2 separate regions of the Homo sapiens genome follow, and region 1 is linked to region 2. The links are chromatin contacts, found by Hi-C in ENCODE. All regions are on one chromosome and are shown on one strand. The core of a region is the stretch at or near the end of the contact, and the rest is flanking DNA. Distances in the headings are between cores, read along the strand shown.

Region 1 (3,462 bases), core at 502-3,001, 580 kb before region 2:
CAGAGCTTGGAGTGATGTGGCCCCAAGCCAAGGGACACCAACTATGGCAGGCCACCCCCAGAAGCTGGAAGAGACAGAGAAGATCCTCCCGCCAGAGCCTTCAGAAGCACCACGGCCCCACCACATCTTCATGTTGGGCTTCTGGCCTCCAGACTTGTGAGAGAATAAATTTCAAGCCTCCCCCTGCCCCCTGGTTTGTGGTGCATTGTCACAGCAGCTCCAGGAGGCTCATGTAAGAACCAAAGGCGCCGGGCGCAGTGGTCACTTTGGGAGGCCGAGGTAGGTGGATCACCTGAGGTCAGGAGTTCGATACCAGCCTGGCTGGCCAACATGGAGAAACTCTGTATCTACTAAAAATATAAAAATTAGCCAGGCGGGGTGGCGTGCACCTGTAATCCCAGCTACTTGGGAGGCTGAGGCAGGAGAATCACTTGAACCCACGAGGTGGATGCAGTGAGCCGAGATCGTGCAACTGCACTCCAGCCTGGGCAATAGGGCGAGACTGTCTCAAGAAAAAAAAAAGAAGAAGAAAAAGAAACCAACCTGTTTGGGTAGGGGAGAGTTCAGGGAGGTTGGGGTTGCTAGAGCAGCAGAAAGGTCAGCTGCCTCCCTCATTCCTCAACATGGGTGGTGGGTATAAACAGAATAGACCCTTGCAGCTGCGCGGTGGCTCACGCCTGTAATCCCAGCACTTTGGGAGGCTGAGGCGGGTGGATCACCTGAGGTGGGAGTTCGAGACCAGCCTGGCCAACATGGTGAAACCCCGTCTCTACTAAAAATGCAAAAATTAGCCGGGCGTGGTGGCATACGCCTGTAATCCCAGCTACTTGGGAGGCTGAGGCAGGACAATGGCTTGAACCCGGGAGGCGGAGGTTGCAGTGAGCCGAGATCATGCCATTGCACTCCAGACTCCGTCTCAAAAAAAAAAAAAAAAGGACCCTTGCTGTCTTATCACCAGGACAGCGGTGCTAACGTATAAGTGAGGTCTCTCCCTCAGGGCGCTGTGGACACTGGAGCCTGGGTCATTCTCTGGGCTGGGCAGGGTGCTGAGTTGCATCCCTGGCCTCCACCTACTCCATGCCAGGAACTGCCCCCAGTTATGACAACCACAGACGTCCCCAGACATCGCCCGGTGTCCCCTGGAGGGCAGGACCGCCCCTCGCTCAGACCCTCTGATGTGGCCTCACTGCAGTGCGAGCGTGGCAGCCCCTCTCTGCCTTTAGGGTAGAGTCAATGCGTCTTCTCCCTCTCCTTGCAGGCTGGGCCTCGGAAAGCTTATGCGTCTCTCACCCAGGGGCGTTTTCACAGGGCAAGGGCAGACCGTGCCATCCTGGGCGTTGGGGCCCTGGGCGAGCTGCCGGCTCCCGACCCTCCCGTGGGGACCCTATCGCGACAGGGTCATGCCCCGGCCACCCGGCCCCGCCAGACCCAGCCCCACCAGAGCCCCGGCAGGCCCGGCACGGAGGTCGCGGCGCGGGAGGCGGCGGCACTTACGGCTGAGCTGCCGGGAGCCGCGCGCGCCGGCCCAGGTGGGCGCAGGTGACCATCGGGGCGCGCGCTGAGGCGCCAGACAGGGCCCCCGAGGCGGGAGCGCCCCGTGCAGGCCGGCCGGCCTCCCCTGCGTGTCCCTGGGACGCCTCCTCCGCTCGGCTCCTCGGCGCTCGGAGCGGACGCCCCCCGCAGGCGCCCCTCAGGAACTCGCCGCAGCCGCCGCCACCAACCCCGACGCGCGCAGAGGTAAACTCGGCACTGCGCCTGCGCACCCCGAACCTGCGAACTACAAGTCCCAGCAGGCCCCGCAGCGCGGCGCTGGGCTCCTGACTCTCCAACCTGGGTCACAGCGCCGCCTCCGGGCGGGCGGCGTCTCCGCAGGACCACGATGCCCCTGCGGCTGTTGGATCCACCCCGTGTGGTTCGCTGGAGTCCCCGGGTGTTGTGGGGTTCGCGGAGCCAATCCTCAAATCCCAGCTCCGTCGTTTCCCGGCGGCTTGCCATTGGATATTAATAACTACTATTATTTATTAAGCAAGTTATATAAACGTATAATGTATTACATACTTATTAAAATGATTGCTTAAGTAATTGTTGTTTGTTTTTGAGACTGAGTTTCGCTCTTGTCGCCCAGGCTGGAGTGCAATGGCATGATCTCAGGTCACTGAAACCTCCGCCCCCTCGGGTTCAAGCGATTATCCTGCCTCAGTCTCCCAAGTAGCTGGGATTACGGGCGTGCACAACCACACTCGGCTAATTTTTTATATTTTTGGTAGCGACGCGGTTTCACCATGTTGGCCAGGCTGGTCTCGAACTCCTGACTTCCAGTGATCTGCCCGCCTTGGCCTCCCAAAGTGCTGGGATTACAGGCGTGAGCCACCACGCCCAGCCAAATTAAATTATTGTTTAAATATTTATTTAATATTCTACTGATTGTTATTTATGAGAAATTAAAATAGTAAAACTACTATAATTAATATACTGTTGTAGGATACAACAAATTCCTCTTCAAAGGTTTTAGCCTGTAAATTGTTAAGTACAATCAGTTATGAGCTCCTCTCCAAAGAACCAATGTTTCCGTATATTCAGCTCCCCTGTTCTTTTTTTTTTTTTTTTTGAGATGGAGTCTCGCTCTGTCGCCCAGGCTGGAGTGCAGCGGCGCGATCTCGGCTCACTGCAAGCTCCGCCTCCCAGGTTCACGCCATTCTCCTGCCTCAGCCTCCCAAGCAGCTGGGACCACAGGCGCCCGCCACCACGCCCGGCTAATTTTTTTGTATTTTTAGTAGAGACGGAGTTTCACCGTGTTAGCCAGGATGGTCTCGATCTCCTGACCTCGTGATCCGCCTGCCTCAGCCTCCCAAAGTGCTGGGATTACAGGCGTGAGCCACCGCGCCCGGCCACCTATTCTTTGTTCTTCATTTTAAACTTTAACTTCCTCGTTCTTTTCGTTTCCTTGCCCCTAGTTTCAGTAAACAACCCCTCCTAGCCCCTATCACCTGCTCTGACCTTAGTCACCCTTGGTCACCTGCTCTGACCTTAGTCATCCTTGGTCACCTGCTCTGACCTTAGTCATCCTTGTCACCTGCTCTGACCTTAGTCATCCTTGGTCACCTGCTCTGACCTTAGTCATCCTTGGTCACCTGCTCTGACCTTAGTCATCCTTGTCACCTGCTCTGACCTTAGTTATCCTTGGTCACCTGCTCTGTTCTTAGTCACCCTTGTCACCTGCTCTGACCTTAGTTATCCTTGGTCACCTGCTCTGTTCTTAGTCACCCTTGTCACCTGCTCTGACCTTAGTTATCCTTGGTCACCTGCTCTGACCTTAGTCATCCTTGGTCACCTGCTCTGTTCTTAGTCACCCTTGTCACCTGCTCTGACCTTAGTTATCCTTGGTCACCTGCTCTGTTCTTAGTCACCCTTGTCACCTGCTCTGACCTTAGTCATCCTTGGTCACCTGCTCTGACCTTAGTT
Region 2 (3,420 bases), core at 749-3,248:
AAATTAGCCGGGTGCAGTGGCTCATGCCTGTAATCCTACCACTTTGGGAGGCCGTGGCAGGTGGATCACCTGGTCAGGAGTTCGAGACCAGCCTGGGCAACATGGCGAAACCTCGTCTCTACAAAAAATACAAAAATTCGCCGGACATGGTGGTGAGCACCTGTGATCCCAGCTACTCGAGAGGTTGAGGCAGGAGGATGGCTTGAGCATGGGAGTTTGAGGCTGGAGTAAGCTGTGATTGCACCACTGCACTCACTCCAGCCTGGGTGACAGAGCAAGACCCTGTCTCAAAACAAACAAAAAACCGATGACGACCAGGGGAAATGAGCTTAAGAATTGAGGAAAAGTGGCCTCTGGGACCTGGGACTAGACCATTGAGAAGGAATTAGTTTTTCGTGGCAACACCGTTCTCTCCTTAACCTAGCCAACAACCTATTTTCCAGAGCTCCGCCTGGCTGTTTGGTGTCGTCCAAGGATACACAAGAACAACGGTCACAGCGGGGTGCACCTGCAAAATGGGGCCAGCTAACGTGTTCTGGTCGCCTTTGGCATGATGTTGAAGCCGTCACTCCCATTTTAAGGGAACTGAGGCTCACAGGAATTACATCACAGAGCCCCAGTCAACTAACAGGTATAGATGAGCATACAGAAGCGTTCTCGGCTACAAGGAAGGCGGCCGAAACCATTTCAGCCGCGATCCCGATTCGACCCCAACGAATCTTGGTTGTTTCTTTTTTATTTTGTCAAACAGGGTCTTGCTCTGTTGTCCAGGCTGGAGTGCAACGGCACAATCACAACTCACTGCAGCCTCGACCTCCTGGACTCAAGCGATCTTCCCGCTTCAGCCTCCAGAGTAGCTGGGACTACAGGCGCGCGTCACCAACCACGCCCGGCTAATTTTTTTTTTTTTTTTTTTTGCAGTGATGGGGTCTCGCTATGTTGCCCAGGCTGGAGTGCAGTGGTGGGATCATGGCTCACTGCAGCCTCGACATTCCGAGCTCAAGCGATCCTCTCGAGTAGCTGGGCCTACAGGTACAACCACCACTCCTGGCTAATTTTTTAAAATTTTTTGTAGAGATGGGGGTCTCGGTGTGTTGTCCAGGCTGGTCTCGAACTCCTGGCCTCAAGCGATCCTCCCGCCAAGGCCTCCCTGAGCAGTGAGATTACAGGCGTGAGGCCCCGCGCGCGGCCTCCCAACAGGAGTTTGGAAATAGAGTTCCTGGCGGGCCCGACCCTCCAGGCCCGCCCAGCGCGGGGCCTCAGGATGCACAAGGCCGGACGCTCACGGGAGGAGGGAGGGGAGCGACGCCGCCGCCCCACCCTCGGCCCGCGGCCTGTCGCAAGCGCCTCTCTCCTACGTCCGCTGTCCCCCAGGGAACCCCCGGTCCGCGTCGGCCGCCGCCCTCAACCGCCTCTACTCCTCACCAGAGCCCAAGGCCGCGTTATCTCCTCCTCGTTTCGCCACCTCCACGACTTCGTTTGGCGAACGGCGGGCAAAGAAAGCACTTCCGGGGCAAATGAGACGGGCCCTCTGGTGTGCGCATGCCTGGCCCGCCCAGCGGCGTGAGTCAGAGGGTCCCGAGGCGCGAAGGAAAAGGCTGGAGGGGGAGAGGCTGAAAGCGCGGCCTGGAAGGCAAACTGCGCGTGCGCACAACGCTCTCAACGAACCCTCGGTCCGCTGCGGCCGCACGGGGCCAACTTTCGCGAGGGAGCGGCTGACACTCTCCGGGCGACGTTATCGCTCCCTCCGCCTGCGCCTGGCCGCTCTAGAAAGGGGTGCCAGCCATCGCTGGGGTGCCTTGATTCTGTTCCACCTTGGTCCGGTTTATTTCAGTTTAATGGTTATGTAACAACGGTCCGTCTCTCCTACCAACCGGTACCCCGCCCACGCCAGCAGCCACGGGTCGCCAGCGCCACGCAGCGGAGGCGGGCGGCATGGCTGGCCCAAGGTGCGCAGGCGCACTAGCCCTGGGGGTGCTTCCGTGTCTGCGCCCTGAGACATTTTTGGCGCCGGCCCCAGCCTGAGCGGGGACGGCGGCCGGGAGGGCGCGGCCCGGGTTCCCGTTCCCCGCGGAGCCATGCGGTACAACGAGAAGGAGCTGCAGGCTCTGTCCCGGCAGCCGGCCGAGATGGCGGCCGAGCTGGGCATGAGGGGCCCCAAGAAGGGCAGCGGTGAGCGGGACCCGGGAGACCGAGACAGTGCCAGGGGCGGGAGGCCGGGGCCGGGGTCTGGGCGGGGGTGCCGGAGGCCGGAGTCCGGGTCGGGGCGCCGGGGACGGGAGGCCGGGGTCCGGGCGGGGGCTGCCTGCGCCCCTGAGTGCGCGCTGTGCCCGCAGTGCTGAAGCGGCGGCTGGTGAAGCTGGTGGTGAATTTCCTCTTCTACTTTCGGACAGACGAGGCCGAGGTAGGGGCGTCCCGGGCGCGCGGGCGGGTCCCAGGCTGGGCCCCTCGGAGGCCGGGTGCTCACTGCCCCGTCCCGGCGCCCGTGTCTCCTCCAGCCCGTCGGAGCCCTGCTGCTGGAGCGCTGCAGAGTCGTCCGGGAAGAGCCCGGCACCTTCTCCATCAGTGAGTGGGGCTAGGGAAGCCAGCGGCGCTTCCCGCAGCCCGGGGCACCCGCAGCGCCGCACTTTCCCCTCCCCGGGCGCCCAAGGTCTCCTCTGTGTCCCCAGCCTGGCGCCACCCTCCTCAAACACAAGAGTGCATTGTCCACGGGCAGCTCAAGGTCAAGTTCTCCTGGCGGGCACCACCCTTCCCACCTGCCGAGTCCACTTAAGCTTGGGTCCCTCCCAGACTCTGCTCTTTGTTCCCTGTGGGCCCAGGCTGTACTTACAGGGCAGGTGGGCCAGCCCCACCCAAAGCGTTTCCCCAGCTGCCAAGAGTAGCATGGGTCTAGCATTGTTATATGGCCCCGGGCTGGAAATCCCAGGTGGGGGTAGGAGGAGTGAGAGGGGGGTGTTCTCCTGGGTCTTAAGAGATTCCCTTCTGCGGGGAAAGATGGAGTCCCTGCTAGTTTGCCCAGAGTGGCTGTCAAAATTCCACAGGCCAGGTGGCTTAAATATCAGAAACATTCTCTACAGTTCTGGAGGCCAGAAATCCTAGATGAAGGTGTGGGTGGGGCCGAATCCTTCTGAGGCCGAGGGGAATCTCCCAGTTCCTAGTGGTGGCCAGTATCCTCCAGGTTCCTTGGCTTGTGGAAGCGTCACCTTGTCCTCCTTGCATCACGTCTGTGCCCACATTTCCCCTTCTACACAGACGCCAAGCAGAATTTAGGGCCCACCCTGACAACCCCTTTTTACTTCACTTTATTATTTTATTTGCTTATTTTTTGAGACAGGGTCTTGGTATGTCGCCCAGGCTGGAGTGCAGTGGTGCAATCTCGGCTCCCTGTAACTTCCCCCTCTCGGGTTCAAGTGATTCTCC

Evidence for each region. A loop is a pair of places that touch in the nucleus more often than their neighbours do. Pooled maps may share reads with other maps.
Region 1: a loop to region 2 is called in a pooled map, with 9 times the contacts of the local background. The contact joins the promoter of ZNF554 here to the promoter of PLEKHJ1 in region 2. A Hi-C loop is called at or near these places in 6 of 50 pooled maps.

What each region holds. Positions count from the first base shown.
Region 1 is chr19:2,818,157-2,821,618 of GRCh38, reverse strand. ZNF554 (zinc finger protein 554) reads right to left here and starts at 1,751. Exons shown (of 5, transcript NM_001102651.2): 1 at 1,495-1,751. The coding sequence starts at 1,547. RefSeq lists an enhancer at 647-1,340 and a silencer at 1,273-1,712.
Region 2 is chr19:2,234,907-2,238,326 of GRCh38, reverse strand. It overlaps PLEKHJ1 (pleckstrin homology domain containing J1), which reads left to right and starts at 1,998. Exons shown (of 6, transcript NM_018049.3): 1 at 1,998-2,172; 2 at 2,337-2,404; 3 at 2,499-2,565. The coding sequence starts at 2,079. It overlaps SF3A2 (splicing factor 3a subunit 2), which reads right to left and starts at 1,503. Exons shown (of 9, transcript NM_007165.5): 1 at 1,426-1,503. It overlaps MIR6789 (microRNA 6789), which reads left to right and starts at 2,401; the gene lies at 2,401-2,498. RefSeq lists silencers at 1,218-1,317, 1,928-2,557 and enhancers at 1,738-1,787, 1,366-1,974, 2,583-3,191, 3,194-3,420.